2 separate regions of the Homo sapiens genome follow, and region 2 is linked to region 1. A link is an interaction called in ENCODE POLR2A ChIA-PET data of the cell type or tissue named here. Cell type or tissue: PC-3. All regions are shown on one strand. Links, peaks and the distances in the headings refer to the core of each region. The heading gives the core; the rest is flanking DNA.

Region 1 (16,446 bases), core at 6,021-10,020:
GTTCCATCCCTAGCACCACAAAACCATGTTATTCATTGCTTTTGAGTTATTATGAAATGCAAATACTGACCCACATTAGCTTTATTGCTGGCCTGGAAAAACAACTTCCAACATTACCACAATACCACAGTTACAACAATTAGAGATGTTTCTTTAATTCTCTGGGGACCATTTATGGTCAATAGTTTTTAATCTTCAGTATTTCTTGTTAAGAAAAATATTACCTTAATTCAACCAAAGCTGAATGGCAAGTATTAGGATGTAAGAACTTGAAAACATCATCACATATTGTCCAGATTTGGGTTATTTTTCTAGCTGTACTGAAAATATTTAGGCACCATTCACTTCTTCCTAGAGAAAAGTTTAACATGTTTTCTAGAGAAGTAATATCTGTCTGATAGAACTTTCTGTGATGATAGAAATATTCCATAGCTATATTGTCCAATGTGGAAATCACTAAGCACTTGTAGCTACTGAACTGTTGAAATGTGGCCAGCAAAATTGAAGAACTTATTTTTAAAATTTTATATAATTGCAACTAGTTTGAATTTAAATAGTCACCTATGGCTAATGGCTACCATACTGGATAGTGCAGTTCTAGAGTCAATAACTAACTACTTGTTACTGTAAATTCACCTGCGTGGATTTTTTTTTTTTCCCAGGCATCTCCTAAAGTAAATCCTTTTTCATCTTGACCTTCAGGGACCAGACTCTTGGAGAAAGACTTGTCCTATCATGTGTGGGATGAGTAAGAACTATTCACATCATCTGGCATATTTAAAATACACGATATCCTAAATTCATGTCATAAGTCTACTAATTTATATTATAGTAAAAAAGGAAATTACAAAACATATTAAAATGCCCTATCAAAGAGTTTAAATTAAATTAAAATGGTCCATTTTATATGTCAAGATTGCCCCTGCCAGTGTTTCTTACTATCTTGGCTCTAAGCTCTTGCTCTGCCTGTCCTCACCCAGTATGTGGTTGGCATGACCCCTTTTTCTGAGGTTTTTGGGAGCCTGTACTTGGCTGGGGATTGTGTCAAGAGACCTGAGCTGTCTACACTCCTGGTGATAGGCCAGAGTTCTTCAGCTAAGGAGACACAGAGCATGAAGACTACTTGCCAACAGAAATCCCATGTCCCATTGTGTTTGATTTGTGAGCCAACTTGCAGCCTCATTTCTGAATTTCAACCCCACAAATGTAGTTTTTCAACAAAAATATTTTCAATTAAAATTGCTTTGACCTTGGACTTCCCTCAAAAAAGAGTCTTCTTGTTAAGAGATGTTCACAGTGTCAATAGAATGCAAGCTTATTAAACATTCAAAGAAGACTGTATTTGTCTGTTACAGTGCTGGAGGAGATAAAATGTTATTGATCCTAGCTTCTTAGTGGGCATTCTGTTCAGGGCTTTAGACACTGACAATAGTTAAAGGTAGAGTTGAAAGAAGTCCTTAGAAACCATGAAGCCAAATGTTGTTGTTCGAGAGATGGAGCCCTTCCTCAGAGGCCATCCAAACATTGTTCACATAAAAGTACATTAAAAAGTGCTTCCCATTCTTCCAGTTACTGAAAGGCTGAAGAAGCTGAATGTGGACTAATGCTGAAAGAAACCAGCAAATAAATAAAGATTACACAATTTAAGGACCATATTACTGAAGAAAAAAGGAGGGGATATATTTCATACTCTCCTCTCCCTATCACTGCCAGAATACAACAGGAAGCCTTAGACATAATTTAACAGGCTAACCAAAGCGAGCTAGAATGGTAACAGATTGCTGGACTTGCTAGGCTCCTATCATAAGAAGCTCAAAGTGCCAGGCATCAATCAAAGCTTTAGGCTTATTGGACTCTTATTTTGTTCTCATTTGGGAGCGTTACATCTCCTTCTGGGAACCAGAAGTTATAAACCTGCAGAGCCCAAAGCGCTGGCTGTGGGAAGCACAAATTCCCCAAGGCGACCACTGGGAGTGATGATAAGCAGGGTCACTTGCACCTGTTAGTTCTTGGGCCCAAGTATTATAAGTATATAAGGCAAAGCGTCATTTTATGGCTGTGGATTCAAAAAATATGCTGCATCCTGAGGGATTTAGCTCCATTTTCCCAGGGTGCCTTTTCCAAGCTGATGCCTCTCAAGCATCTTCAAAAGGCTATCGAATTGTTGTATCAGGCCGGCAGCATCTGGCTGGTAGGCTATGTGCTAATCCCAGTAAATGTCATGATCATATATTCACTGCCACACCATTTTTTGCTATAAGGTGAATCCCTGGGTTAGAGACCATGTTAGGCAGAATCCTGCCCCATGTTAGTAGGTCAGATACTGAGACTTCAGATGTTGGTGATGGATGACAGCATGAGAAAATTCTGCCACATAATGGTGACAGGAGAAATACATATGTCCCTCAAGTGATATACTAGGACATCTCTTTCCCTCGCACTAGTGTGGCTGTAAGTGGAGAAATATAGAAATTATGGCCTGATAAGAGAATGGCAGCCAGGGACTCAGATTTCTCAGGCAAGCTACCCAGAGCAGCATAAGTGCTGGAAAAAGGTGAAAGGAATCTAAAATGAATGGGTGAAAACAATGGTGAGTATCAGTTATGACCTGTGAACCAGATGCAACAATGAGGGCTCTGTTTCATTCCACTTAACCTTTTCTTATAAGTTTCCTACAAACTGTAACCAACCAAAATCCTGGAGAAGCTATGTTGAGGTGAAACAAACTTAATTTGAAACTTAAATGGATCTCAGTGGTCCAAGCAGTCATCAATGGTGGAGGTTTTTCCCCACGCAGATGTTTACTACAGGCCAGTGCCCACATTACCCAGCTGCTGTGTGGCTGATGATCATAGCTACTCCCTTCTCTGGAGAATCACCTTTGGCCTAACAGGAACTTTCTCAGCCAAAAGTCTATATACTCTCCTACCCCAACAGGCCAATAGCTGCTTGACAGAGATGGGGAGACTGACTGCTTTTCCTCAAGAGAGGGTTAACATGTGGTGCAATTTGTCTGGCAGAGGTTCCCTACGGGATCAGGAAGCTTGTGTGTATTGGTCACATGTTCACGGACTGGCGTGGCCCAAGGATCATTGCTCATAAGTCCACAGATCCCATGTTAAGAACTTATGTATTATAAGTTAACAAAACAAAGCAGGCTCTATTCATTAATTCAACATATATTTGTTGAGTGTGTCCTACTTATCAGTCCCTCTTCTGGGGCTGAGGAAGCAGCCTTGAGTGAAGAAATAGTTATTGCCCTCATAGAAGTTAAACCAATAAAAAATATATAATACTGCAGATTATGATAAAATTCTTAAATAAAAATAAGTAGCAAAGGAAATAGGTCCTCACTGATAAAGTGGTATTTGAGTAGAAATGTAACAGAGACAAGGAAACCAATCTTAGTGCTGTGTGGGCAATGAGCATTCTGGGCAGCAGCAGCATGAAGGGCAAATGCCCTGAAAACAAAACCTATGCTTGAGGAACAAGAGGAAGTCAGTGTGTCTGGACATGAGTTATTAAGAGGAAGAATGAGAAGAAAATTAGCGAGATACCACAGGGCTGGATTATGGCTCCTTGGCCCCTGAAAGAATTTATGTTTTATTTCAAGTAATATAGAAAACCATTAGAGGTTTTGAACAGCAGCAAGACATTAGCTAACTGATATTTGGAAAGGATCATTTTGGTTGTTGTATGAAAAATAGACTTAAAAAATATAAGGATGATTGTTTCCACCATGTCACCATTTAGCTTCTCGGTCTGTTCCCTGTAGAAAACTGGTAGGTCAGGCAAATGACAGTAGATCATGGCAAATGCAACCAAGTAGAAGCACTAACTGAAGCTGTTGTGTGCGGTATGTAATATCTTTACTAGAGAAGAACAACACAATATCTGGCATGTGGTATGAGGCTATTAATCCACGAATGTGTTCTTTTCAATATTTGTCATAAATGTGGATCAAAAGCAGTTTGTATTCATCTGGCATGGACGTTAATATACAATCATGGTCCTGTTCCAGGGATATTTTGCAAAACAGATAGGAGGTAGACTCAAATGTCCAGTGGTTGTCAAATATCAGAACAGTCCATTGTATTTATGATATCATCAGGTATAATGAGGTCTAATGAGCAGGAAGGGCCAATAATCTGAATGCTTTGTTAGGATATCTGTGTCCCAGAGAGTAGGAAATAAAACGAACGTATCTTCAGGAGCTGGACAAATCAGTGAAATTTTTAGAAATTCTGTAGTCTACTGCATGCTAGTGCATTTCTTCCAGAGTTAAGACCAAATTTTGCATTTTACTTTACTATCAAGAAGGACCCAGGCTGTTTGGTAGAACTCTTTGAATTTTAAACACAGCATAAACCACATTTTGGAATGATGCCTCTTTAACAGATGACTCAGAAAGCTGCAGTTCTGAGTGGGGCCTAGAATGATAGAAGGTTCTGCAGCAATATCAGCTGCAATACAAGCACCCTTGATGCCACAGCAATAATAAATGGCAATACTACTAGAGGTACCATGATAAATAAAAATGCAATGTGGGCTCTCTGTCAAATCTGAATGGAGAACTGCAGTGAAAACCCTAGTGTTCTGGATCAAGGCCATACTATTGCAGCATAGTTCTTTCACCATTTGGAAAGCAGCTCCTAACAAGCTACCTGGCCATAGTAAGACTAAAGGCCTTTGTATGGACATCAGTTGACCATATGACTGGAACTATCCCTCATGAGCTTAATAACACATGTTATATTGTCCAGTAGGCAGAGCAGCAATTTATTGAACAATGGAACTAACTCATTATAAGAAAGTAGGGTTGCTGCTACTTGGGAGAGCAAGAAATATTTTGAAATTTGCGGAAATCCACTGTTGCATATTTTCGTTTACCCACACCCAGGTTTAACTTCAAATAAGTGATTACAGCAACTACAGCATGATAAGGTTCAAAGGTCAGAGACACTTCACCAGCAAGCCACTTAGACTAACAGAAGTGATCATCAAGAATGAAGGATATTTGGAATGAGTCAGAAGAAGGATATGATGAATCAGTTATAACTTTGCAGCTGCAAGTAGTGAGAGCCCATTCGGCTAATCAATGTCTTTTAAGTTTCTCCTCAGAAACGGTGGCCAATCATCATCTATACAAATCCATGACAGGATGAAATGAGTTCATGTGGATCTGGGTGGCTCAAAGGATGGACGACAGCAGGTGCTGTGAGTATTCCACCAAAATCCCTTTGGGTCCCTCTCACTGGTTCAGTACACATCTCCTTTGGCTTCTGGGTGCTTTTGTTTCTAAAGTCCCACTACTGCAATTCTCTTTGGAAAACTTCCCTTTGGCTTCTTGGACAGTTTACCTGCATGTAAAGAGAATCAAAATGGCTGGGAGTTTTTCTCACCCTGAATGACCCTGAGCCAATGAATGGCAAATACTGGAGGATGAAAGCCTTGCTCCCTTGCCTCAAGAGGGGACAAAGTGAAGTGCATTTTACATTCCAGAATCCCTATGCAGGAGCAGGGAAATTCTGACTTCTTTCTCTTCCCTGGGCTGCCTTTCTTACTCCTTGGATGTCTTGTCCTAGGAATATTCTCATAGTGAGTCATTGCAAAAAAATTATCATCTCAGGATCTGCTGTGATAAACCTGACCTAAGACAGATTCCTATTACACATTTTGTGGGAAATTTGATTACCATTTTGAGTCTGGAATTTATGGCAGAGATTTGAGCTAAAAATATCTTGATAGCTGTTGGGCTATTGATTATATATAAAGTTATGAGGCTAAATGAGATCGCCCAAGGAGTGAGTGTATATAAATAACATGCTTCAGGACATAAGAAGGTCTCAGACTTTCTTATCTTCTCCCTTGAATAATTAAACTAAATTTATACCCATTTCCTCAACTTTGGTCTCAGGACAGACCTTAACTCAGGGTCTCTGAAAGTCCTCAAATTAGTCCACCTCATTTCTAGTTATTTCCTAATTATATATCCTACTTTACTTCATCAACCTACCAAACTTACCCTCTAAAGGTATATAGTCTGAAGGGATAGATGATTTATAGGTCCATTGTGTTAGCAAACCAAAATGGATCTCTCAATAAATCAGAACATTAAACACCTGTTCAGAGGTGCAAACACTTGGCTCAGGTTTTCAGCTGAAAAGAATTCTCAGTACATTTTATACATAAGAAACACTTTCACCTTGACCTTGCTGGAAAGTACTTTGGGATCTTAAAGGCAAGTCTGGAAAAATATGGAGAGATGAAGATTTACAGAAGTAAAATTAAAGTATATATTGGATCAGAAGAAAACACCTATTTAAAATGCTGTGAACCATAGAATACCTTGTACACAGTACGTCATCAAAAAATATTTGTTGAGTAAATTGTACTGAAATTGTACTGACTATCCCATGCATCTTTATTTATTGCAGAATTAACTGGTGTGCACATTTTATAAACTTTACCTTGAAATTTTGTAAGATATTTTAAGGTAGAGACTAACTGAAGAATTGAAATGACTCTCTGTCATGTAAATGAAGTCTAGTGAATGTAATAGGAAATGATGGAAACTAACTGAAATATCATTTTGTTAAGCTAGTGGCTTTTGAATTTCTTCTCATAAACAGATTAGATTTTGTGAGCTGCTTCCTACACACACCAAAAAGCAAAGGATTTTATTTAAAAGAAAATTCTGTTGACTTGAATTGGAAGTACAAGCCGTTCTTTCCTTTTGACAGTTGGCTTTTGAAAGGTTTTTCTTGGGAGATACATATTACACTGTTGCTAGTTAAATGTAATGATCCTTTACCCTAGAAGAAATAAAAGGCAAGATTTGGCTGACTTTTCTTCTTGAGGAACCTATTTGTGAGTAATATGTGTGTTAAAAAGCAGTAACAAGCACTAATATAAAAAAGTATTAAAAACTTAAGTGATGGATAATTGAAAGCTGCCTTTTTCACATCCAAGATATTTTGATAATCTCACATATACTATAGTAAACCTATATAACTTATCTGTAGCTTTTGGATCAACTGTAACGTATCCAAGGCACACCAACCTTACTTGAATTAAAAAAGAAGAGAAAGAAAGAGAGAATCATAGGTGTAACTGTCTTATATTTACTAAGACAAACTAGAAATATAAATTAATAAAAAAGTAAATTTTGCAAGGACCATAAAATTCAAAGTATAATTGCTGTTGAATAATATATGGTACAAAGATCCAGAGGTAAAAACTTAGGAGATATAATTTTTGATGTTCACGAGCAATTGCACATTTATTATTTATCCCATGTTTGGAATTTTTTACTTTCACAGTAGCAAGATCATGTTTATAAGACACAGTCCTGAATGGCAAAAATAATAATGTTCCATTTCATACATACTCATTAAGAAAAGTCTCAAGGACCTTGATGGGTTCTAGATCAATTTCTCTGTTTCTAAGCCAGATGACACTTCAGTGACTGCTGTTGAGCACCAAGACTCTCATGAACTTCCCTGGTAGGTGACACTTCTTCACATGAGCTGTCAAACTCATTGAGCTTGACAGTCTCACATAGATTGAGATTGTATGACCTTTATGACTAGACTGAAGATAATGCATTCTATTATTTAAAGTTCCATCTCAAAAACCCTTACAAAGTATTTTATATAACTTCTTCCTTATGATCTATGTTTTCTAGCTTCCATGGCTTGGACTTATAACCCTTTAAACAGCCTTCCCTGACAGTTGATCAATTCACACCCATTCTTCAAGTGCCTTTTTACATACTATGCTTCTAAGAAATTTTCTCTGCTGCTACCCTGTCCCAATTAGATGGAAGTGATGGCTCTCCGAATTCCCATAGCTTCTGTCTATACTTCTTTTTTAGGTAGCATATTAGGGGTTCCATTCACCACACCCAGGTTCAGTGACTTTCTGAGAGAACTCAGGACAGAATATACCCATGCTTATGGCTGTGATTTATTTGTATCCTTGTATCCAAAGGATACAAGGCAAATCAGCAAAGGGAAAAGGCACAGGGAGTGATGGAGTGAAGTCCAGAGGAAACCAGGAGCAAGCTTCCAGAAATTCATCCCAGCAGGGTGTGCTGGGATGTGCTCAATGAGTTTGACGACACATATGAAGAAGTGTTGCCACCAGGGGAGCTCGTAAGAGCCTCAGTGCTCAAAGTTTTTACTGGGGGCTGAGGGTGTAGGCAACCACATGTACCAAGACTCCAGACTCCCACAAGGAAGGCATGTGCTTAGGATAGCTGTGTTGTTTGCAGTTCAGGCACAGTGAATCATCCTTAACAGGTAGGGTGAAGCACTACTTATGGAATCTAAGTTTCCAGATGTCAGCCAAGGGCTAATCTTGCCACAGGCTATTCTCAGGATAGGAGTCTCATGCCTGTTATGTGAACTCTTCTGTGCACTGTTAGTTACCCCGTTTCACTGTAAGCTCACTAAGGAATGGGGAAGGAAAGTTTTAAATTATTACTCCATAATTCCCAGTATAGAACAAGATTTCTGATATGTGACACTCAACTAATGTTGATGATGAGAAAGTCTGATTCATTAAAGAACTGCAAGAAATAGGCAGGAAAGCAGACTTAGAAATATAAAAGATAATCTTGCCATTCCATTCTAGATGGAGTCCTTTGTACTCTCTGTGATTTTCCTGTGTCTAAGGACAGGAGATGGCATAAGCAGATAAAAGGTAAGGAAGACACCCATTATGAGTAATACTATTACTGACATAAGACAATTTATTATTTATTGTTGAATATATGTATACATTTTATGGAAATAGGAATATGCATTTTTTAAGGAAATAACTTCAGATCACTAACATTTTCCTTAATCCTGTCCACTCTGCATTTTATTATTATTACACCTAGAAAACATTGCATATATTATAGACCATGTTCCAATTTATTGGCTGAAAAAGATATTTATTGAGCACTTGCTCGAAGCCATCACTGATAGAAAAATATTAAGAACCCCATAATAAAAATAGCTAATGCACAGGCCAAACACTGTTCTAAGCACCACTGCAAGAGGTAGATACTAATATATATGCTCCTTTTACAGACAAACTTACTAGGGATGTTAAATAACCTTCCTAAGAGTTACTCTGCTGTCCATCCAATCACTCCATTATACTGATTCTCATACACTAGAAATGCTCACAGTTTTCAACATAAGCAGTTATTTTGACAAAATTAAGGAAAAAATCTTGGTTCCAATGTTAAATTTTTCCTCTCCAATGCTTTACAAATTAAACAACTTAAGTATTTCTAGATTTGGCCACTTCATGATTGAAAAATTATGTAGTCAATGAATAGTTTTCCACTTATCAATTTAAGAAAAAGTAGTGAGGACTCAACAACATATTTAGCATTGTGACTCATTCTGAACATAAAAGGAAAGTTAAGTTGGTTTAAATAGGTAAACTCATGTGCACTGAAATCTGTTTATTCCTATCACTGGTTGATGGTTGAGTGTTTGTGGTACAATTTAAGTTATGTTTAAGAATAGAGTTTTTTTATTTCTCTCCAAATAGGATGCAGTTTTATAATTAATTGTCTCCCACACAGAAGTACAATTAATACATACCAGACCCTGAAGAAGAACTCATAGAAGGGAAACTAGACTGTGGATTTTTTTGATTTCTTAAAGCATTAAATACTAAAACATGATAAACGGGCTGGATTAAGTAAAACTCAAAGAGCAGTTTAGAAATGCAGATATAATTTCACCCCTAGATCATGAAACAGTATTTGGTGTGACAAAGGCGTTGTCAGTACTGTTTACAAGTTTTTTGGTCATTACTTATTCAACATTAGTATTCAAGTTGAGACAGATGACAGAGTTCTTTGGTTTAGGCAAATCTCTTCATTGTGAAACTAGGGTGATAGATACTTGAAAGGCATTGTTTTAATTTATAACCACTTCAGAAAACCTCCTTCAGGTGACTGATATTATCATCATCCTTATGTCATAAAAGAGGCAACTGTGTCTCGGGAAGGTAAAGTGAACATCTCAGGGTCATGTAAGTCGGAAGCGACACAGCGGTGACTTACACTCAGATCCTTACTCTCCAGAGTTAGTGCTCTTAACCAGTAGGGCACATTGCCTCTCAAATATCTCTGAAGGGACATAGATTTGAATGTAATTAGAAATGTTCACTACCAAGCACTGAGGTACAATTCTCTATGTGTCTGTCACATCTCTGCATGTCTTGCAAGCACACACATTGACTGATACTAGACTATCTTAAAGAATGTTAGTATAGTGGATGGTGTTGCAAGACAGAGATATGGTCTCCCTATGGAGGAATGGCAGGCATGCTTACTCTTATTAAAATATTAGGGTCTGCTCCTATAAACATCCCAGTGTGTGTGCAGATGTTATCTGACCATTGGCATTGTCCTGAAAAAACTGGGCTTTGGAAACCAGCATAAGATAATGTTGATACTGTGGTCACAATTTTTTTCTTAATGAGTTATAAAGCCTTTTGATTCTGAAAACAGAAGAGAAGAAAACAAAAACGTCTCTAAATTGGAAGTTGATCTACTTTCTTTAATGTCTGAAGATTATGACTATTTTGGGGATCCTCTTCAAAGAAAGTAATATAAAATTACTAATATAAAGTTAATTTCAGGAATGTGGAGGGGTCCTGGCAATTGAGAAGCCTTGAAATGGAATCTCTAATGGTGACAAATCCATCTTGCTTCTAATTATATTTTTGAAAGTCATTGTTTTCCATTTTGACAAATGACTCTAAATTACTTTTCACTTCCCAAGCACCAGGTGTATATATCACATGGCGACTCATTTTAAAGAATAGCTCTTACATTTTGTTTTTTCAGGCAACATAAAATCTAGAGTATGTCTCTCAAACGATAATCTTTTCAACACTCTGGGGTCCTACTTAGATTTATATACAGTCTAGGGAATATTTTGTTTTTTTTTTTTAATCCACTGACTCTACAACCTCTAAATATGGCCAAACTGATGTTTTTATCAAATTGATTTCTAAAACTTGCCTTGGTGACAAAAATAGTTAAATTCCCCCAGAGTTCAGCCCAAAGTCCAGAAAAATTAAATTCATAAGAATTATACCATGAATGTTGATATAGTTTCAACTTGGATATGTGGCAGATCTATGGTGTTTGAAATGAGAGAAAAAACATACTTTACATAATACTATGACAGTAGCAAATTGGCCAGACATGGTGGCTCACTCCTGTAATCCCAATACTTTGGGAGGCTGAGGAGGGTGGATCATGAGCTCAGGAGTTCTAGACTAGCCTGGTCAACATGGCGAAACCCCATCTCTACTAAAAATACAAAAATTAGCTGGGCATGGTGGTGGGCACCGGTAATCCCAGCTACTCAGGAGGCTGAGGCAGGAGAATCGCTTGAACCCAGAAGGCGGAGGTTGCAGTGAGCCAAGATCTCACCACTGCATACCAGCTGGGGCGACAGAGTAAGACTCTGTCTAAAAAGATAGATAGAAAGAAAGAAAGAAGGAAGGAAGGAAGGAAGGAAGGAAGGAAGGAAGGAAGGAAGGAAGGAAGGAAGGAAATTATCTCTTGCACACAGCATGGAAAAAGAAAAAATAGCCTACTTATTTTCTTGCGTAAAATCATGTCTTCTTATTACAGTAAAAGCTTAAAAGAGTTAAAACCATGAACAAATCACATTTGTGTTCTGCTCACAGATAACAATTATAGGTTAAACATTATAAACATTTATGTGAACTCATGAAGTGCAGAAGTCAACAAACAAGAAAATGAGTACTTCACCTACTTTTGAAATGTTACTTGATCGACTTGCAGATCGCCCTGGGGATTTTTCATTCTGAAAAATAAAATGGGAAACATTAATTAAAAGAAGGTATGGTACTTTCACCATACTGTACCACTGAGAAGAGAAACCACAGCACAAGGAAATCTGTGAATGCTCTCTATATTGTTTTGACTAATACACATATTAATTGCTTACACAGAATGCTTTTTTCTTTTATGAAATCATATTTCTCTAATATATATTAGTGTACTTTAAAAATGCTTCAATTAATATCTGAGTATTAATCAGGTTACAAGTATTTGTTTCCAGGAAATAATTATTTCTCCAGAAAAATTTTTGAAATTCTTCGGCACTAAAATTAGACAGTAAAACTGTAGTCTACCATTTCCCCTCTTGCCCTTGCAACTAGGAAAGTTTGAGTCAATTCTGGTTTTCAATATCATTAAATATTCTGTGCTGGGTATATGCTATATACATCCACCTCGTATTCTTCTAAACTGCATTTTATTTATTTTTTGTTATTTTACATACTCTGAAATTAAAACATTTACTTTTTAAAATTTAAGATGCTTCTGACTGTATATGTTTCAATTAAAACTTAAAACTTTTATAAATATTTATATCCTCAGTTCTTTCCTCTTAAAGAATTTTTTTATTTAGCAGAAAAGAGGCATGAAAAAAGCTTTTGAATAAATGTTTTTTAAAAGGTCATATAATTTTAAAGTAGAAATGGACCTTAAGTAGTTGGGCCCTCCCGTTTGAAGCCCAGAGACATTGTGTTCCTGAAAATTATATAGCTACTTTTTCTACTCTGCCAATTATGTGCTGATAGATGATCAACTGGAAAAATCAGAGTTTATAAGCATTATGCATTCTACATGTAGAAAGAGATCAAAGATCAAAGGACACCTCTACTTCTGTAGAGAAAATGTTGTTGGAACAATCAATTCTGAATACTAAAAGTTTATAAAGGATCTGACATAACATTGTCATTGAAATAATTTACCAATGTAAGAATTCCTTTTGTTTTTTTTTTAACTTCTGGACTCAGCCCCAAAGTGGGCCTGAGTAGGCAACTGCAATGCATCTTGACATAGGTCATTTTTGAGAACTAAGTTGTTATAACAACCCGTGGGGCTGAAATTGCCCATGATGACTACTTGAGACAGTTTTAGAGACACAGTGATGACAGGATATGGCAGATGTGTTATTGCAGAAAAACAGTGGCTGCATTCACTGCAAACTGTCACTGTGTCATGTGCAGGCTTACAGATATTCCAGCTGAACAGTACTTTTTCCTTTACATGCAACATCCATCTCATACAACCACTGATGTCACTGTGGAGCATGTTATTACAGACCGAGATGAGTCACAACGATACGGTTAGTTACAGCTCATAACAGCCCCATGCTCCAGCTGGAGATTAATGTATATGCTACCACAGACATTTTTCCCTGATTAGCTCCACTGGTGATGGAGGGAGGCACTTTTCTACTGACGTCTCAACTCCTCTTCTAGAGACTAGAAAACAAAATCAATCCATCTTTCCTTCTCAGTGAAATTTAGGATTTTGACACATTATTGTGTAGGACAGAGTCACATAATATAATAGGCTTTGGGAGAGACTGGTAGCAGTGGTTATTTTGTTATGTTTTCTATATTTACATGACATTTGAGAACATGATTAAGAACTAGAATTGAAAGGTGCTGCCACAGGAATCACGCAAAATAAGAAATTTAATTTTGCATAGGATTACTTAATTTTTCACACTGAATGGGACTTTATGGTGTTTTGAGATAAAACAAGAAAGGCCAGATTCACTTTACAATGTGTGAGTTCACCACACAGTTATAATAAGAATATTATTTCCACACTCTCTACCAGCATCTGCCAATCTAATGGGGGAAAAGCATCTGATTGATTATTTAATACTTCAAAGGATCTTTTAACTTGAAATGGATTGGCTTTATTTTCTCCCAATATAAGGTCAGGCATTGAAATAAACAAACTTAGGCAAAGGTTAACCTTTTTGCCACGGCTACGTTCTCTATTGTTTCTACACCAGTACATGGAAGAGGAAAGTGCATCAGAAAAGTTAACACGTGGTAGGACAGTGGTGTACGCTATGCTGTGCTGGCAGTGATGTAAACTGAGAGACTGCCTTGCAATGAGAACTCTAGTGATGTGCTAATTCTGGCAGGAGTACATTGTTTGACATTCCTGGACTTCAATTTCCTCATTGTAAAATTGGGGAGATAATATCTTGGAAATCTGTGTAAGGAACAAATGAGTTATAAATGAAAACATTTTATAAATTGTGAAGTTATGATATTTCCATTATAATTCACAGGTATAAGAAACACTGAAAGAGCTTTCTTTAAAAATCATGGTGATCATCATAGGTCACTATACAATTTTTTTTTTTACATAAACATCTTATTTTCTATATCTTGCAATTCTGCCTTTGATTCTGGCACATAAAATTTAAAAATTAAAAATTAAATCATTCTCTGCCCAGGGGGATTAAGAAAATTGGTTTGCCTTGCTTTTGAAGCAAAGCACCAGAAACATTTCCTCTCTTGGAAAACGTCCAAAGCAATCTGTCCAATTTGCTACTAATTAATTGGGTGGCTTGTCCCATTACTATTGCAATGTCATACTCTTCTTTGAAGATTAGTCAATATGGTTGTCATACCTCATTACAATCAGTTTAACTACTTTACCTTAGATTAAAAATAAGCTGTCTCAGAATCTCAGAATCTAACATAACTTACTGGCACCCAAATTATAGTGACCTTGTAGGTCAATAAAAGTTGGAAGCAACAAGAGTTCCTAACAAGTCTGCGTGGAATGGAGAGGATCATTAAGCAGTAATGTTGGATTTCAGCATGTCATTCATAGTATACAGACAGGGAGAGAGACTTCCAGTTTCCTAAGTTTTATTGAAAATATTTTCAAGAAGTTTCTAATTTTTGGTTTGCTATGAATGTGTCTGATATTAATAGTTCTGTTTTGTGACTATTATCGTTTTTCAAAGTTGATCCTACTAAACATGGTTGGATTCTTTTTACTAGCAAGGAAAAATGATTACCAAATGAGAAAATCATTACCAAGTTTTGTTTTAACGAATTTTTAATGTTAGAGTCTAAGGAAAGTGACACAGTTCCTTTAAAACGAAGTGGTCTGTCCTAACAATACACAACATGACTGGACATGTGTGAATCTAGGTATAAACTTTCTGTATACTATGTCATTGACTGAGGGACATAATAAAGCTTAAAAAAGTTTTTTTTTAATGTAATATGAAAAAAAAATAAATATTTCTGCAAAAAAAAACACACTAAGACATTCTTACAGAGACCACTAATCTGATATTCTGCAATTTTATTTCCCCCCTTTTTTCAGGTTAAAAATCCCAAGTATTTGAAAGGAGAAACTAAGGTAATTTGGAGGGTCATCTGAAAAATTTTAAGTAGACAATAGAGCAGTTTTTGCTAGGGTAATTATAACTTGGAATAGAAGAAAAGTCTTAAACAATGTGGTTTGTAAATAAAAAATAAGCAAGGACATAGGGAAATTGAATACTGCAATAAAATTTGATTAAAAGATATATAAAAAATCTCATACCTATTAAGTTATAAACATTTAATGTCTATGAAACATTTAAAAATTATTTGACCTTAAATAATAGCTTAACAAATATGTCCAAGTAGAGACTTTACAGGGTCTTTTTTTTTCAATATTGAGCCAATACAATTAGAAATCCAATTTTGAAAAGTGACTCGTAAGTCTTAATCGCCTGACAATTAACTAAGATACTTTTATATAATACTTGGTCCAAAGGAATGAAAACTCTGAAATAGAGCCAGAAGCTATAGAATATATAATATTAAAACCTATAGCATATAGCAAAAGCTGTATCCAGATAACAGTTTATAACTGTAAATGTTTTCATTATTAAAGAACACAAGAACGTAATAAAAGAAACATAAAAGCTAAAACTAATTAAATTGATTTAAGTTAGAGAAAGGATAAAAAGATTTTCTTAAAGGAAGTCTTTGAAATAATTGCAAAATAGATGAACTTCCCATAAGACTTATTAAGGGAAAGAGAGAACAAAAAAAATGATATCAGAAATGATACATAATCATAGACACAAAAAACTATATAAAAAGAATGCTACATGTAACATTATTGCAACAAATATGAAAACCTAGAGGAAACACATTATATTTAAGTAAAGCAAAAATTCCCAGAATTTGTTCAAGAAAAAGAGAAAAACATAAGATAGTTAATCAAGGAAATATTCAAAAAGTAAATAAAAGTCTATATGCTCCTAAAATGGATAAGGGCATGCTGATTTTACAACCGAGCTGTATTTTACTTTAAAGAACACATAATTCCAATATTACGTATACTATTATTGTCATAGAAACATAAATATCCCTAATCCATATTATTAACATGGCGTAAATGAAACTTCAGATGTGTTAAGATAGTACTCCCTACCCCACCAAAAAAAACCAGTAGGAAAAAAAAAGGAAAAAAGAAAATTGTGCCTTGCTCTCATTTGGAACTACAGATGCAGAAAATGTTAAAAATTAGTGTATATTTTGATAATAGCATATGTCTTTGATACA
Region 2 (16,446 bases), core at 6,734-10,733, 52 kb before region 1:
CATACTGAATGGGAAAAAACTGGAAGCATTCCGTTTGAAAACCGGCACAAGACAGGGATGCCCTCTCTCACCACCCCTATTCAACATAGTGTTGGAAGTTCTGGCCAGGGCAATTAGGCAGGAGAAGGAAATAAAGGGTATTCAATTAGGAAAAGAGGAAGTCAAATTGTCCCTGTTTGCAGATGACATGATTGTATATCTAGAAAACCCCATTGTCTCAGCCCAAAGTCTCCTTAAGCTGATAAGCAACTTCAGCAAAGTCTCAGGATACAAAATCAATGTGCAAAAATCACAAGCATTCCTATACACCAACAACAGACAAACAGAGAGCCAAATCATGAGTGAACTCCCATTCACAATTGCTTCAAAGAGAATAAAATACCTAGGAATCCAACTTACAAGGGATGTGAAGGACCTCTTCAAGGAGAACTACAAACCACTGCTCAAGAAAATAAAAGAGGATACAAACAAATGGAAGAACATTCCATGCTCATGGGTAGGAAGAATCAATATTGTGAAAATGGCCATACTGCCCAAGGTAATTTACAGATTCAATGCCATCCCCATCAAGCTACCAATGCCTTTCTTCACACAATTGGAAAAAACTACTTTAAAGTTCATATGGAACCAAAAAAGAGCCTGCATTGCCAAGTCAATCCTAAGCCAAAAGAACAAAGCTGGAGGCATCACACTACCTGACTTCTAACTATACTACAAGGCTACAGTAACCAAAACAGCATGGTACTGGTACCAAAACAGAGATACAGATCAATGGAACAGGACAGAGCCCTCAGAAATAACGCTGCATATCTACAACTATCTGATCTTTGACAAACCTCAGAAAAACAAGCAATGGGGAAAGGATTCCCTATTTAATCAATGGTGCTGGGAAAACTGGCTAGCCATATGTAGAAAGCTGAAACTGGATCCCTTCCTTACACCTTATACAAAAATCAATTCAAGATGGATTAAAGACTTAAGCGTTAGACCTAAAACCATAAAAACCCTAGAAGAAAACCTAGGCTTTACCATTCAGGACATAGGCATGGGCAAGGACTTCTTGTCTAAAACACCAAAAGCAATGGCAACAAAAGCCAAAATTGACAAATGGGATCTCATTAAACTAAAGAGCTTCTGCACAGCAAAAGAAACTACCATCAGAGTGAACAGGCAAGCTACAAAATGGGAGAAAATTTTTGCAACCTACTCATCTGACAAAGGGCTAATAGCCAGAATCTACAATGAACTCAAACAAATTTACAAGAAAAAAACAACCCCATCAAAAAGTGGGCGAAGGACATGAACAGACACTTCTCAAAAGAAGACATTTATGCAGCCAAAAAACATATGAAATAATGCTCATCATCACTGGCCATCAGAGAAATGCAAATCAAAACCACAATGAGATACCATCTCACACCAGTTAGAATGGCAATCATTAAAAAGTCAGGAAACAACAGGTGCTGGAGAGGATGTGGAGAAATAGGAACACTTTTACACTGTTGGTGGGACTGTAAACTAGTTCAACCATTGTGGAAGTCAGTGTGGTGATTCCTCAGGGATCTAGAACTAGAAATACCATTTGACCCAGCCATCCCATTACTGGGTATATACCCAAAGGACTATAAATCATGCTGCTATAAAGACACATGCACACGTATGTTTATTGCAGTACTATTCACAATAGCAAAGACTTGGAACCAACCCAAATGTCCAACAATGATAGACTGGATTAAGAAAATGTGGCACATATACACCATGGAATACTATGCAGCCATAAAAATGATGAGTTCATGTCCTTTGTAGGGACATGGATGAAATTGGAAATCATCATTCTCAGTAAACTATCGCAAGAACAAAAAACCAAACACCGCATTTTCTCACTCATAGGTGGGAATTGAACAATGAGGTCACATGGACACAGGAAGAGGAACATCACACTCTGGGGACTGTTGTGGGGTGGGGGGAGGGGGGAGGGATAGCACTGGGAGATATACCTAATGCTAGATGACGAGTTAGTGGGTGCAGCGCACCAGCATGGCACATGTATACGTATGTAACTAACCAGCACAATGTGCACATGTACCCTAAAACTTAAAGTATAATAAAAAAAAAAATTAAAAAAAAAAAAAGAAATGTAATCCCAGTGTTGGAGGTGGGGCTGGTGAAAAACGTATGGATCATGGGGAGGATTCCTCATGAATGGCTTAGTCCCATCGTCTTGGTGATGAGTGAGTTCATGTGAGATCCAGTTGTTTAAAAGTATACGGCACCTACCCTCCCTCTCTCTCTTGCTCCAGCTCTCACCATGTGAGTACTAACGCCTGCTTTGCCTAATGCTATGATTGAAAGTTTCCTGAGGCCCTCGCCAGAAGCTGAGCACATGCTGGTGCTGTGCTTCCTCTACAATCTGGAGAACCAAGAGTCAATCAAATTACTTTTTTTTAAATTACCCAGCCTCAGATATTTCTATATAGCAACACAAGAAAGGAAAATAATTCCCCTTCTGAGTAATTCCACTCCCGGGTATCTATCCAAAAGGATCAAAAGCAGGATCTCTAATAGATATTTGTACATTCACATTCATTGAAATGTCATTCGCAATAGCCAAAAGGTGAAAGCAACCCATTGTCCATCGATGGATGAATGGATAAACAAAATAAGGTATGTATACGTATATCTATATTATCTATACACACACAATAGAATATTTATTAGTCTTAGAATAGAAATCTTGTTACATGCAACAACATTGTTGAAACTTCAAGACATTATGCTAAACAAAATAAGCCATTCACAAAAAGTCACATATAAGTCTATGATTTTACTTACATAGGGTACCTAGAGTCACCAAATTTATATATAGAGAAAATAATAGTTCCCAGAGACTGGAGGGCAGTGGGGGATGGGGAGTTATTGTTTAATGGGTATAGAGTTTCAGTTTTACAGGAGGAAAAGAGTGCTGGAATTTGATTACACAACAATGTGAATGTACTTACTACTTAACTGTAACTGGTTAAGATGGTAAATTTTACTTTATGTGTATTTAACCACAAATGGGACACAGAAAATCAGAGCAGGAAAGATGAGATTTATTTCTTTGAGTACATAGCTGAAACCATAATCCATATCAGGTTGTAATTTTTATAGTCCCTGATACAAATAATTACATGAGTTGCACTGTCCGTAATATAAAAACAAGCTGCACAATTAGAAGAAGCACATTGCTGGTACTGAGACCAGAGAGAAGTTTCATCTTTGGGTGATTCTTCGAGAGAAACAGTGGTAAACATTTATGTTCAACATGATTTTTATAATGAGTAAAGCAAGGAGTTTCCAACACATGTTCTTTATTATATTTTGATGGCATAATGCCAAAATAAAATTCAGTGTAACAGAAAAATTTTTACTTTGACATTATGCCTTCAGAAAATAGTAATGAACATGTGTGTTGGAACGTTTTTGTTCTGTTCATTATAAATTATGCTTAGCTCCCTTCCCCACCTCCTCTTTCTAAAAATCTTCCCTGCTTGTCTACCAGGTCTTTGTCACACTATTTGGACTTTCAGACAGAGTATACTAAGGGAAGAAAGAGAGGTGGAATAGATTTCTCTACAAATGGAAAGTTTCAAAAGAAAGTAAGATCTAATAAGGAGGAGGAGTAAGGACAGAGTGAGACTGGTAGCTGTGATCAGTTTTAAGAGTTTTGTGGATGAAACAAAGACGAACAGCTATTTTGTTGGTGAAGAGTTAGGGGATGGAGGTAAGAAAAGTGTATCTTTAGGAATTCTTATGGCATGTTCTTTGGACTGATTCCAACTTCATCTTCATCCATGCCCTCATCTCACAGATCACTCCAAGAAAACCTTAATGAAAGAGTTTACCAGTGCTTGCAGAATAGGAATTGCATTTTTAAAATGAGATTTTGGGTTGAGATAGGACTTAAACTGGAAGCAAGAAGACCTGGATTTACTAGGTTAGATGATTACACATTAAAAAGCAGCTCTACAGGAGAACAAACTGTGGGATCTAGAGTTCTCTTTGCTAATAGCTAGCTTAATTCAGCAATCAATTTTAGAGTACAGCAGAAAAAGCTGGACATCAGATAATACTCTATAAATACTGTGTCTCTCAACAGGATTGTCAATAAGGAGTTAGATGAGTTAAGAGTTTTATATGCCCAGTAATATGCTTCCATGAAGCCATATCCATGTGACTAGTTAAGTGTGGAGTTAAAGTCAGACAACTTCTTATGCATAGTGAAGATTCTATCAAAAATGTGAGGTGGCAAACAATGATAAGGAAGTTGGTTAAAGATATACACCTAGTCAGGGCTAAGAGCTATCAGAAGAAACTTTTGAGGTCCACACAAGTGCAAATATAAAAGGACAGTTAAGATATCAACTTTCACTACTATGGACCATAGCCATGGATACTTTTAGCCTGGAAAAATTTTAAAGTATATCCAATCATATTTCTACCATGTTCATACCAAAAAAAATTCAGCAAACCAACTACAGCATATTTAGCAGCCTGATCTGTTCTATTATATCCACCAAGTTAGATGAATTGCCAACTTCATGCCTAAGTGACTGCATAAATTGGATTCTTATACAGGATTATTGACACTTTAAGTCATAGCAAAATTGCATTTAATTTTAGATTAGTTAATTTATATATCTTTAGGGTAATAATTTAAAGTTGGGCCAATTATTGGTTAAGGCCACCTTTTGGTTATTGACATATTATCTATCGCGAAGAGAATATTTATTTTCCATTTCAAACACCAAGGGGTTAAAAATGGGCAATAAGATAAAGAATTAAAAAAAGACTTCATAATATTAGTCTCAGTTTTCATACTTCCTTCACTTATAAATTCTGTTTTTTTATGATTTTAACATAAAACTTCATTATCATGTCAACCTATAAGTGCAGTCTCTATTGTCTCTAAAGTCATTTTTAACATCTGGCAAATATACTACATTTACTTAATGTTACAATATGTCATTCTTACATTTCTCACATGCTAATTTCTAAATAGTGTCTGCTATCAGAAGCTAAAGAACATTTAATACCAAAGTTGTTACTTTATAAAATCTGTCACTTTTCCAGAATAAAATGACAGTTTAATTTTGATTGACAACGCATAGGGAAATCAAATAAGAATACTATATGAGGGAAAAACAGAAGAACTAAAGTTAGTACAATTCCTGTAATTTAGTTATTATGACTGATAATAGTATAAAAAATTATGGCTATTTTCAGGAAAAAAAGTTTCTAAAGGAAATGAACTCTTGTGATATTCAGAATATCTTGGGATGTATTTGTTCTGAAAACCAAGCATCTACTCTGTAATTACCACATATAAGACGAGAAGTAGGAAGCTACAAAGAAGATATTAATTCCTGTGTTCATACAGGGGTTAATACATATATTTAAGTTCACTTCAATGCAAAGCAAATATTTATATGCTAGGAACAGAATGTTCCTTTCTGAAGTCCTAAGAGGAGTAGAACTTTTGTTAAGGAGCACAAATCTGATGCATATATTTAGCAGTACCAAAGAATTACAAAAGGCAACTTTCTATGCTAGTCTTCTTCTCTTTGATTTCCATTGATCTCATTTCTTCTTATTGGTAGGTTTTATCTTCTCCAGACTGGTGCTAGAGATTAGTGAGACAAAGAAGAAAGTTGGCTTATCTGCGTTGGAGTTAAATATTAGTCAGACTTTCCTAATTTCTTTGTTTTGATGGGCACTGGGTGTAACTTCTCAGGATGTTGAACTGAAGGTCAATGTAACACCTATGTCTTCTGTCCACCAGTGGAGACGTTGTGTTACTATTTTTGTGGACCTCTCACAAACCTCCATCTCCACTCCTACAGTGCTAATGCTGCCTCATTCTTCAGTGATCGTATTGTTTAGGCAAAATTCCTGATCTCTTAGACAAAATTACAAAGAATTAGCAATGTGACTTTGTATTTGGATAAATTACTCAACACATTTAACTGAGCTTAAGTACGCAGGTGCTCATAAATATGTGGCGGTGCCAGTGATTGGGCTTATTTTTGCCTTTCTCTGGAAGGTAATTTAAGACCTGATTTTAGGTTTCTGTTGCTCCCCAGGGGAAAAGACAGACTTATACATTCTTTTTTTTCTTTTAATAAAGATAATAAAGAGTTGGTTCTTTTTTATTAACATAAATTTTCTTTAAGTTCCCCCTGATTTTAACAGTCAGTGTTGATATTTTCTGTAGAGTAGCAGATTACCTGAATTTACTTTCCAATTAATATGTATAATTGTCACTATTTGCTTTAAAATATGTGTTTAAAAGTCACTTCGGTTCTGGGTGAATCTCATTGAATTTATAAATCATTGACTTGCATTCTAGTTGGCTTGATTGCATATTTGTCTTTTCATTAAGGAGACAAGTTTGCTAGATTTTTTTGTAAAGTTCTTACCATAATGACTATTACAATTAGATTGTTTTGTGTGTTCTAAAATGAAGGGATGGGTGATTAATGGAACTTAGAGGATATACTATTTATCCTTCTGGTTTGTTCCTCCAGAACTCCAGATTTTCTAAACATGTTTTGGAGAGCTATAGGTTTCTGAGTCTGTCAAAATAATCTTCCTAAAAACACCTGTATCTATGGAGTGCTATGATAAAAATTACTTGACTACAATGAATGGAATTATTTATTATAATTATTAGGCAATAGACTGAAAGTATTTAGATTAAAATAAGAAAATAGAAAATAAAATCCCCTTAATGTGGCATAAGCACTAACTGAAATATGGTATTATCTCCATACATACATATACATATGTGTATGTGTGTGTGTATATATACACACACATATATATACACATATATGTATGTTAAGAGTCAGGGTTGGCCAGGCGCAGTGGCTCATGCCTGTAATCCCAGCAGTTTGGGAGGCCAAGGCAGGTGGATCATTTCATGTCAGGCATTTGAGACCAGCCTGGCCAACATGGTAAAACCCTGTATCTACTATAAATACAAAAAAAAAAAAAAAAAAATTAGCCAAGTGGTAGTGGTGCACGTCTGTAATCCCAGCTACTCGGGAGGCTGAGGCAGGAGAATTGCTTGAGCCTGGGAGGCGGAGGTTGCAGTGAGCCGAGATGGCACCACTGCACTCCAGTATGAGTGACAGAGTGAGACCCTGTCTCAAAAATAAAAATAAAAATAAAAATAAAAATAAATTCAGGGTCTTGCTGTGTTGCCCAGGCTAGTCTCAAATTCCTGGCTTCAGGTGATCCTCCTGCTTTAGCAGCCTCAAACTCCTGGCTTCAAGTGATCCACCTGCCTTAGCTTCCCAAGCAGCTGAGGTTATAGACATAAGCCACTGCATCCAGCTCCCTACATTTTAATATTTTGTTCTTAAAAATATTAAATTTAACATTTTGTTTTTCTCCTTATTGTTAAAAATGGGGATGTCAGGGTACAAGAAAGAAACACATTTGTATAAGTAAATGATTCCCAAATATCAACTTTGAAATAGTTAAAAGTGAAAATGGCTATTGTTCCTCTTTTTGTAATTTCCTAGGGGATGTTTTGAATAATTAGCAATGACTTCAATTATTTACATTTCTTGAAACATTCTTTCCTTTATTTGAGGAGGAAAGATAAGCAAAATTTTTGATTTTTCAAAGCAAGCTTTTAGGTTTTTTTGTTACAACAAAAAGAAAATCACCAAAGAAAATATGTGGAAGAAAATTATATATATTCTTAATAGATAGAATGGAATGGAGATAGGAGTAATGAAGAAAGGAATGTAAGAGTACAAATGACAATAGTATTGTGTAATTGTTTTCCTATGCTTTCTTAAACTTCAAATGTGTTTTTCTTACTTCAGTAGTGCTCTTATAATGCCCACGCCTCTTCAAAATTTTTTTTAAATTATAAAATTAATAACATTTAGGTAAAGCTAATATTTTTACGTATTTGTTCATGCCATGTTTTTCTAAGCAAGTTTTAACCATTTTAGGTAAAATATTGTTTTCTCAAAAGCTATATTCTTTGAGCAGGATGTTAGAATAGAAGGTCCACCACTCATTTTCCCTCATAGCAGCAATAATTTCCCAGCCATCCATTGCAAAATGTACTGTTGTGGGAGCCTTGGAATTCAAGTAGGAGTTTGTGAAACCCCAGTGGAGCCCAAGACCTAGGAGGGTCATTTTGAGGGGGCGGATTCATACTTAGGCACCAGATTTACCTAAAGTGAGACAGGCTTGCCCACTTCAATCTTGATTGTGGACAACTTAATGACCCACTAAACCAGCTCCAGCTCCTCTCAGCTATGGTCTGAGATCAGTTCTGTTAACGCAAGGACCCAGAGGGAGACACACCCATCTGACTCCCTGGGTCAGACTTGCCAACCTTGGTCCCACAGCAGATCCTGAAACTGAATCCAAGCCCCAGACCCCCTCTGCTATGGTCAGAGAGCAGTTCTACCTGTTCAGGGATCTGGAGGGAAGCATAGCCATCCATGTTCCCACAGGCAGGCCAGCTAACTTAGGTTATACAGCAGATCCCGAAAAAACCAAGGAACTCAGCTATAGTTCATCTCAACTGTGGCTTGAGAGCAGTTCTGTCCATGAACGGACCTGAAAGGTCCATAGATGGTTCCAGTGTCCATCATTGCTCCTGTAAGCTGGCCTGCTTAACTTTGGTCCCACTGTGCATCTTCAAAAGTCCCTATAATTCAGCTCCAGTCCCTGTAAACTGTGGCATAAGAGCAGACTTACCTTCACAGTGACCTCCTAAGAGACATACCCCAGAGATAGGCTGAATGACTTTGGTCTCAGCTGTAGACCCTGAAGCAGCTCTGTGACCTGGTTCCAATCCCTCTCAGTTACAACCAAGGCAGTACTGCCTGCCCAGGGACCCACCCAGTGACATAGCAGAAGCCCTCCCAGGAACCTGGAGGAAGCCACATTTATCCATAAACCTGGTAACAGGCCCATTGTCTTCAGACTCAAAAGTGGACCCTCATCCCAGTACCAGCCCTACAGACCAAGGTCCTGAAGATAGTTCAGTCCACCTAGGGACCACATAGATAGGACCCATCCATGTCCACCAGAGCACTGCTAACAGGTCTGCCAACAACAGACCCCATTGCAGTCTCAGTAGCAGCCATGTGACCTGACTCCAGCCCCATACAACCGCAGTCCTAGAGGCAATCACATCACACCTGGAACCTAATAGGAGAAAGCCTTAACCTGCCAAAACATGTCTGTAAAGACTAGAAGAGGGTCTTGTTCCTTCAAATGGAGACTCCAGCAAACGAGTCTATGGATAACGAAGAACCAAGCAAACATGACACCACCAAAAGAAAGAAATAAAGTTCCAGCAACCAAGTCCAAAGAAATGGTGATCTATAAATTGCCTGAAATATAATTCAAAATAATCATCTTAATGAAGCTCAATGAGGTGCAAGAAAACACAGGCAACTGAATGAGATCAGAAAAGCAATGCACGAACACAATGAGAAGTTTAATAAAGATATAAAGCTGAAGAATACAAAGACAGAAGTAAAAAACTCAATAGAGAGCTTCAGCAGCAGACTCAATCATGGAGAAGAAAGAATTAAAAAGCTTGAAGACAGATCATTTGAAATTTGCCAATTCAAGGAACAAAAAGAATAAATATAAAAAGAGCCAGGTAAACAATAAGGGTCCTTTGGGGCACAATCAATCATATTAATATATTGCTTTTAATGGCAATTACTTTTACACCAACCCAATACAAATTATAGAGGCTCCAGAGGGAGAAGAGAACAAAAAAGGAGCAAAAATATTATTTAAAGGAATACTGTCTGAAAACTTTCTAAATCTTGGAGGAATATGTAAATCCAGATTCCTAAGCTCAAAGGAGTCTAAACAAGTTCAATCCAAAGAAAAATACTCTGAGGCATCTTGCAATCAAACATCAAAAGTTCTCATAGAGAGAATCTTGAAAGCAAAAAGAGATAAGAGACTGGTCACATCCAAGGGAACCTCCGTTAGGTTATCAGAGGACTTCTCAACAGAAACTTGCAATCCAGGAGGGAGTGAGATGTTATATTCAAGAGGCTGACATGAAATTAAAAAAAACCCAGAAACCTGGCAACCAAGCATACTATACTCAGCAAAGCTCTCCTTCAGAAATGAAGGAGAGGTAAAGACTTTCCTAGACAAAGCTGAGAGTGTTCATTACCATTATATTTGCCTCATCAAAAATGCCAAAGGAAGTTCTTCAAGTAAAAAGATGCTAATTAATAATATGAAAACATATAAAAGTTAAAAAGACTCAGTAAAGACAAATATATAGTCAAACTCAGATTACCTCAATACTGGAGTGGTGGTGTATAAATTACTTATATCTCTAATATAAAGATTAAAAGACAAAACTATTAAAAATAAGTATAGCTGTGATAATTTGTTAAGGAATACACAATATAAAAATATGTAAATTGTGATATCAAAAACCATAAAATATTTGTATGCGGGGAGTAAAAATGTAGTTTTTTATGTGATTGAAATTAAGTTATCAGCTTAATATAACCTGTTGTTAAAGATGTTTTATGAAGTGTCAGGAAAACAATACCCTTAAAACCTATAGCAGATACACAAAAGATAAAGGGACCAAAACATGCCGCTGCAAAAAATTATTGTAGCACAAAGGAAGATAGCAAGAGAGGAAGAAAAGAACAAAAGATCCACAAAACAATCTGAAAACAATTACTAAAATGGCAGTAGTAAGTCTGCATCTATCAATAATTACCTTGAATGTAAATACATTAAATTATCTGATGAAAAGACAAAGTGGCTAAATAAATAAAAGAATAAGACCCTATTCTGTGCTGCCTACAAGAGACTCACTTCAGCTTTAAGGACACACATAGACTGAAAGTGAAGGGATGGGAAAAGATATTCCATGCAAACGGAAATGAAGACGTCAGGGGTAGCTTTACTTATATCAGAAAAAATAGACCTTAAGTCAAAAAATGTTAAAGTAGACAAAGAAGGTCACTATATAATGATAAAGGGGTTAATTCATCAAAAGCATATTACACTTGTAAATGTATAATATATGCACAGTATTGAAGCACCTAAACATAGAAAGCAAATATTAATAGATCTGGAGGGAGAGATAGACAGCAATACAATAATAGTAGGGGACTGTAATACGCCACTTTCAACAATGGATAGATCATCCAGACAGAAAATAAATAAGAAACACTGGACTTGAACTACACTTTAGGTGAAATGGACCTAACAGATATATAGAGAACTTTCTATCTAGCAGCATGAGAATATGTATTTCTTTTCAAGCACACACCAAATAATCTCCACGATAAATCATACAGCAGGCCAGAAAACAAGTCTTAACAAATTTAAAAAGACTAAAATTGTATGCAGTATCTTTACTGACCACAATAGTATAAAACTAGGAAACAGTAATAGAAAGAAATTTGGAAAGTTGGCAGATTTGTAGAAATTAAACATACTTCTGAACAACCAATGAGTGAAGGAAGAAATAAAAAGAAAAATAAAAGAGTCTTGAGACAAATGAAAATAGAAACACAACATACAAAAAACTATAGGATATAGCCAAAGCAGTTCTGTGACAAAAGTTTATAGTAATAAATATGTACATTTAAGAAAAATCTCAAATAAATAACCTATGTTTCATCTCAAGAAACTAGAAAAAGAAGAACAAAAGAAGTCCAAAGTTAACAGAAAGAAGGAAATAATGAAGATCAGAGAAAAATAAATAAAATAATTGTTGGAAAAAAATAGAAAAGATAATTAAAATGAAGAGTTGGTTTTTTAAAAAAAAGACAAAATTGACAAGCCTTTAGCTAAACTAAGAAAAAAAGAGAAGGTTCAAACTTCTGTTGCCCACAAGAAAGGAAGCAAATTCAGAAAAGTGTTTGATAAGTTTTGATCTACAGGAAAGAATATTACCTAATAAAGTTTTTCTATTAACATAAAAATAAAACTTGGGATTTTTCCTCTTTCCATTAGGGATTCAAGTTTTTGAAATTAATCATTTAGTTAATAAAAATGTTTCCAGGCTAACTGTAAAGAAAAATTATTTTTCTTCTTAAAAGATAGGAAACTAAGACCAAGTAGAAATGTACCTTCATATAGTTCCTAGTTTCAAGATATTAGGCTTGATTGTTAGACAATTAGTGAGACTAATTTTGGACATGTACAGAACATTGTCTAAGGATTAGGAGTTCTGTGTTCAATTTATTCATATTCTGAACGTTGGTGAATCAGCAATTTTAAGACATACTGACTGTTTCTTAAACATTTGAATAAATTTGATGCATAAAACTAGGCACGTTAAGCATTTTTGCCTCTCTTCTAGTTAATTGTGAAGACGTTATTCACTTTGCCATTCTATAGCCTAGTAATAGTACCCCCATTCTATAGCAGGGGTAGCAAATTATAGCCCATGAGCTAAAAAAAAAAAAAAAAACTAGAGAGGAAAGCAAATGTTGTTGGAAAAAAAAAAAACAAGGAGCTGAAAATTATCATGGAGAAGAAGAAGGAGAAGAAATATATAAAATAACAGCGTATATATAAAATTACAACTCTAGTATTAAATAGCAGTTCAAAGAAGAATGGATGTAAGATCAAAAAAGAACGTGGAATTTGGATGTTTGAAAAAACTGAAACATGCAAACGCACAATGACAACAATTTTTAAATCCCTTTCCATCCTTCCCTGTTATGCCTCCAAGGTATTGCTACAGACACAATCTTTGGGGGAAAAAAAAAAACCTTACAGGAGCAAGGAGTTCACTGCAACCTATTTTCCCAATGTGATAATATTTTTTGCTTTTCTAAAAATAATCATGGTTGTTGAAAGCAAACTACTATTTAATTTGAATGCATAGCTTGAGATCCAAGGCTTATGTGATTTATTTTTTTTCTAGAATATGCTGAGCTTCACTTTATTTCTGGTGAATTAGGTACCTGGTTCAGCACATTCCTGAGAATGAGTTTTTCTTTGAGCACAATATGCTCCATTAGACTGGATATTCCATTAAAATGAATAGATTCTCTGCACTGAAATAGGCTACTCGAGCCCTCACATTGACTTATATCATACAAAAAGGACATTTTCCTGGAGTATTTTTGGAATCTAGCTACTCTAAGTTTACTGTCTTTTAAACCCACAGGAATGCCTAATGGTACAATGAAAGAGCAATTCATAGGCAGAGAGTTGTAAATCGAAACACATTGTACAAAAGAAAGGCTATTGGGAAAAATAATCGGTGATATCTATGTGTTTTGTTTCCAAATCTATCAACCAGAGATTGATCTGGTGAAATTTTAAATAGATTTTAGGATATAAATAGCATCCGCAATGTAGACTCTAAGCCTTGCTTGCCTCCAGTAGCTGAGGCTGTAGGTCCATCTGCAGAAGGACCCCAGAAGTACTTCATCACTTCTTAGTCTGATAGTTTTAATGAATAACAATAAAAGAACAAATAAACAGAACACACAAAAAAAACCGCATGGGACTTTTTCTCAAATGCAGCTAACTGACCCCCACCCCCACCACCTTCCATGATACCCTGTGGAGTCTCTCCTTGTTCATGCCTGGTTCTGTCATTGTGTGCCTGATACAATTGCTGAAGGGCTATAATCTAGTTTCCACCTCAAGAAACCTAGAGAGGACCCAAGTGAGGGTAAGGGCAAAATGAGCAGCTGAATAAGCACAACCCAGTTCCTGATTACTAGAGACAAAAATATGTACTACCATTTACATTTATGAGAAGGTGATTTCTGACTCAGCAAGTCAGAAGTCCTTTCATAAAGAAGATAAATAAATAGTCCTGGGTAGATCTTTAGGATGTAAGCTCTGATTAATGACAAGGTATGGGTAGGTGTTAAAGTTAATATGTTACAGTACAATGAGTGAGTAAACAGAAGATTTTAGAAAAGGCCATGGCACACGGTGTTTATAAACACACGTATTTTTTGAGGTCACACTGAGAAGTGTGAAGTTGATATTTAAAAAGCTGTATGGAAATCTCTATAACTAAACATAAGCATTTACATCTTTTGAAAGTAGTTATTAAACTAATAAACCTAATGCAACTAATAAAAAGGATAAAAAGGGAAAACAAAGCTACTTTATAAGTTAAAGGTTAGAAGTAAATATTTATACAATGAAAAATACTAAGGTATTCAAAAAACATGAGACTTTGTGGCAGGACTTTGGAGTCCGACAAACCTGTTTGAATTCCTGCTCTGCCATTCATTAGTATTATGGCTCTCAAGACCCCTGAAAGTTACTGAATTTTAATGAGGCTTAGTTTCTTTGTCTGTAAAATAAAGATAATACTGCCTGCATTATATGTGACGATGAAGCTTATATTAAATCAGGTGTAAAGTGTCATAGTACATGTACTATGTTAGTTCTCTTCTTTCTTAAGATTGTTGCTGAAAATTAAATTCCACAGAAAAATAATACAATGCCAATTAAAACCTTTTCATTTACTTATTTATTTAATCTGAAAACAGATATCTAAAAAATTTCACAATAGGTAATTCATTTTCTTCATAGCATTTATCACTGTCTAAGCTTACCATGTGTATTCGTTAGCCTTTGGTCAATTTGTGTGTCTTCCACCCTAGAATGTCCATGAAACTGCCTATTTCCTGCTAATCTCAGAGTCTGAAACAACTGGATATGTTGTCGTCGTAGAAAGAAGCACTATGTTGCGTTTATTGTATGCCAGGAGTTCAAAATATTAATTTGATTTTCATAATGACTAGATGAGGTGAATATGCCTATAGTCCTATTTTATAAAGGGGAAACTGAAGTAAAAAGAGGTGACATGTCCTATCTAAAGCCACACAGAAAACAGTATCCCAGTCTGACACTTATCAGAGTAAGAACTGAAGAAGTTTAGTTCCAAAATCAATGATGTAATCATCACATTATATTGCTGTAATATGTTTTTGATGAATAAATGGACAAATGAATGAATGGCTTGTTTTGGGTGCCATTTGAAACCAGGTGGAAGTGGTCCTTGGAGTTCATTGTTATGTTTTTGGATTGTTGTTTGCTAGTCTGTGTACTTACAAAATTTGCTGTCACTATATTCTATATATTTGTAGAATTTTCTCTTAGAACATGCAAACAATATGATCTGAGGGTTTAACTGCTTCTAAAACAGATTTTCAACCAGTCCTAGTACTTTCTGTTTCATATTTTCCCCTGGTTCCAAAGGTCATCAGTTTACCTTCTGGGAATTCCTTGTAAGCTGAGTGTTAGTTTTCCTACTGCCACCTTAGGTGTCTGCTTTCTCCACTGCCTCTTTAATTCCTGCAGCTCTCTCTGTCTTTCAAGTACCATACTTTTTTTTTTTTTTTTTTTACTGCAATAGACTTTCTTATTCTTTTTTTAAAAGTGGTTTTATACCTATAAAAATTCCTTTAGTCATACTTTAGTGGCATTTTAAAGGAAACTGGAGATAAGTAGATGGCGTCAGCCCCACCATTTTGAACAAAAAACCTAGGTTTTATCATGATGTCTTTCCCTTTACACTATCTTCACATCTAAGCCATTATCAAATTTTGTTACTTTTTCCTCCTTAGTCTCAAAGTCTATTCACATTCTCCATTTCCACTTTTTTTTTTTTTAAAGTTAGTCCAAGGCATTATTTTTGGACCATGTGAGATCAGCAGTTTCCTAATTGGATTATTTTCAATGCTACTCCATTTCCCTAAAGACAATGTCATGGCCTTTCATTGTGGCCCACTAGGCTCTATGATCTGGCCCCTGGTCATGCAGCCTCTTCCCTTTCTCTCTTAGATAATATGCCTGACTCATTCTGAACTATTTTTAGTCTCCTGATTTCTTACTATGGGGCTTTTGCACATGTTATTCCCTCTTTTTAGAATGTTCTGCCGTCATGTGCAGATGGATAATGCCTATTTATCTTTCAGACACTATCTCATCTAGGAAGGCTTCTCTGAGTCTCTTGGGCTTTTTTAGATGCCTCTCAAGTTGCTCCCATAATATTCTGCATTTACTCCTAATTCAGTGGTTTTCACAACAAACTGACATTATCTCAACAGATGTTGTTGTCTTCCCTAACTAAAACACTTCTATAGCTCCCTGTTTTATTTAGAATAACATTCAAACACTTTGCAGTGGCTGGCAAAGACACACATGAGATACGTCTTTGTGATGTCATCTACGATTCTCCCTGTATTCACCATGAGCTAGCCATATTCACTTCTTTTCTGTTCCTTCAACACACTAAGACCTCTCCTGGAAGAGTGACTTTGCATTTACTCTTTGTTTCTGACTGTGATGTCTCTCCTCCAGCTCTCGGCAGAGTAGCTTCCTTTTGCCCATCAATTAACTTCATCTCAAGCCCTTGTTATTTCCCCTATCTAAAAGTCCCCG

Evidence for each region. Peaks named below come from ENCODE experiments on the same cell type or tissue, not always from the same donor. Only the 100,000 strongest peaks of a DNase experiment are listed, where the experiment ranks them.
Region 2: POLR2A ChIA-PET joins it to region 1 with 6 read pairs; 3 of 35 experiments call an interaction of 5 or more read pairs at or near these places.

Annotation. Positions count from the first base shown.
Region 1 is chr4:163,689,009-163,705,454 of GRCh38, forward strand. MARCHF1 (membrane associated ring-CH-type finger 1) reads right to left here. Exons shown (of 10, transcript NM_001394959.1): 5 at 11,805-11,855. LOC107986325 (a long non-coding RNA gene) reads left to right here. Exons shown (of 3, transcript XR_001741915.3): 2 at 5,122-5,217; 3 at 8,638-8,706. Among named protein-coding and RNA genes, the nearest start is that of TMA16, 200 kb to the left of the region's middle. RefSeq lists an enhancer at 4,545-5,744. In PC-3, for the core only: no CTCF peak of the experiment used is centred there; a DNase peak (open chromatin) is centred at 8,313; H3K27ac peaks cover 716 bases.
Region 2 is chr4:163,636,137-163,652,582 of GRCh38, forward strand. All of the region lies in intron 5 of MARCHF1 (membrane associated ring-CH-type finger 1), which reads right to left. Among named protein-coding and RNA genes, the nearest start is that of TMA16, 150 kb to the left of the region's middle. In PC-3, for the core only: no CTCF peak of the experiment used is centred there; no DNase peak of the experiment used is centred there.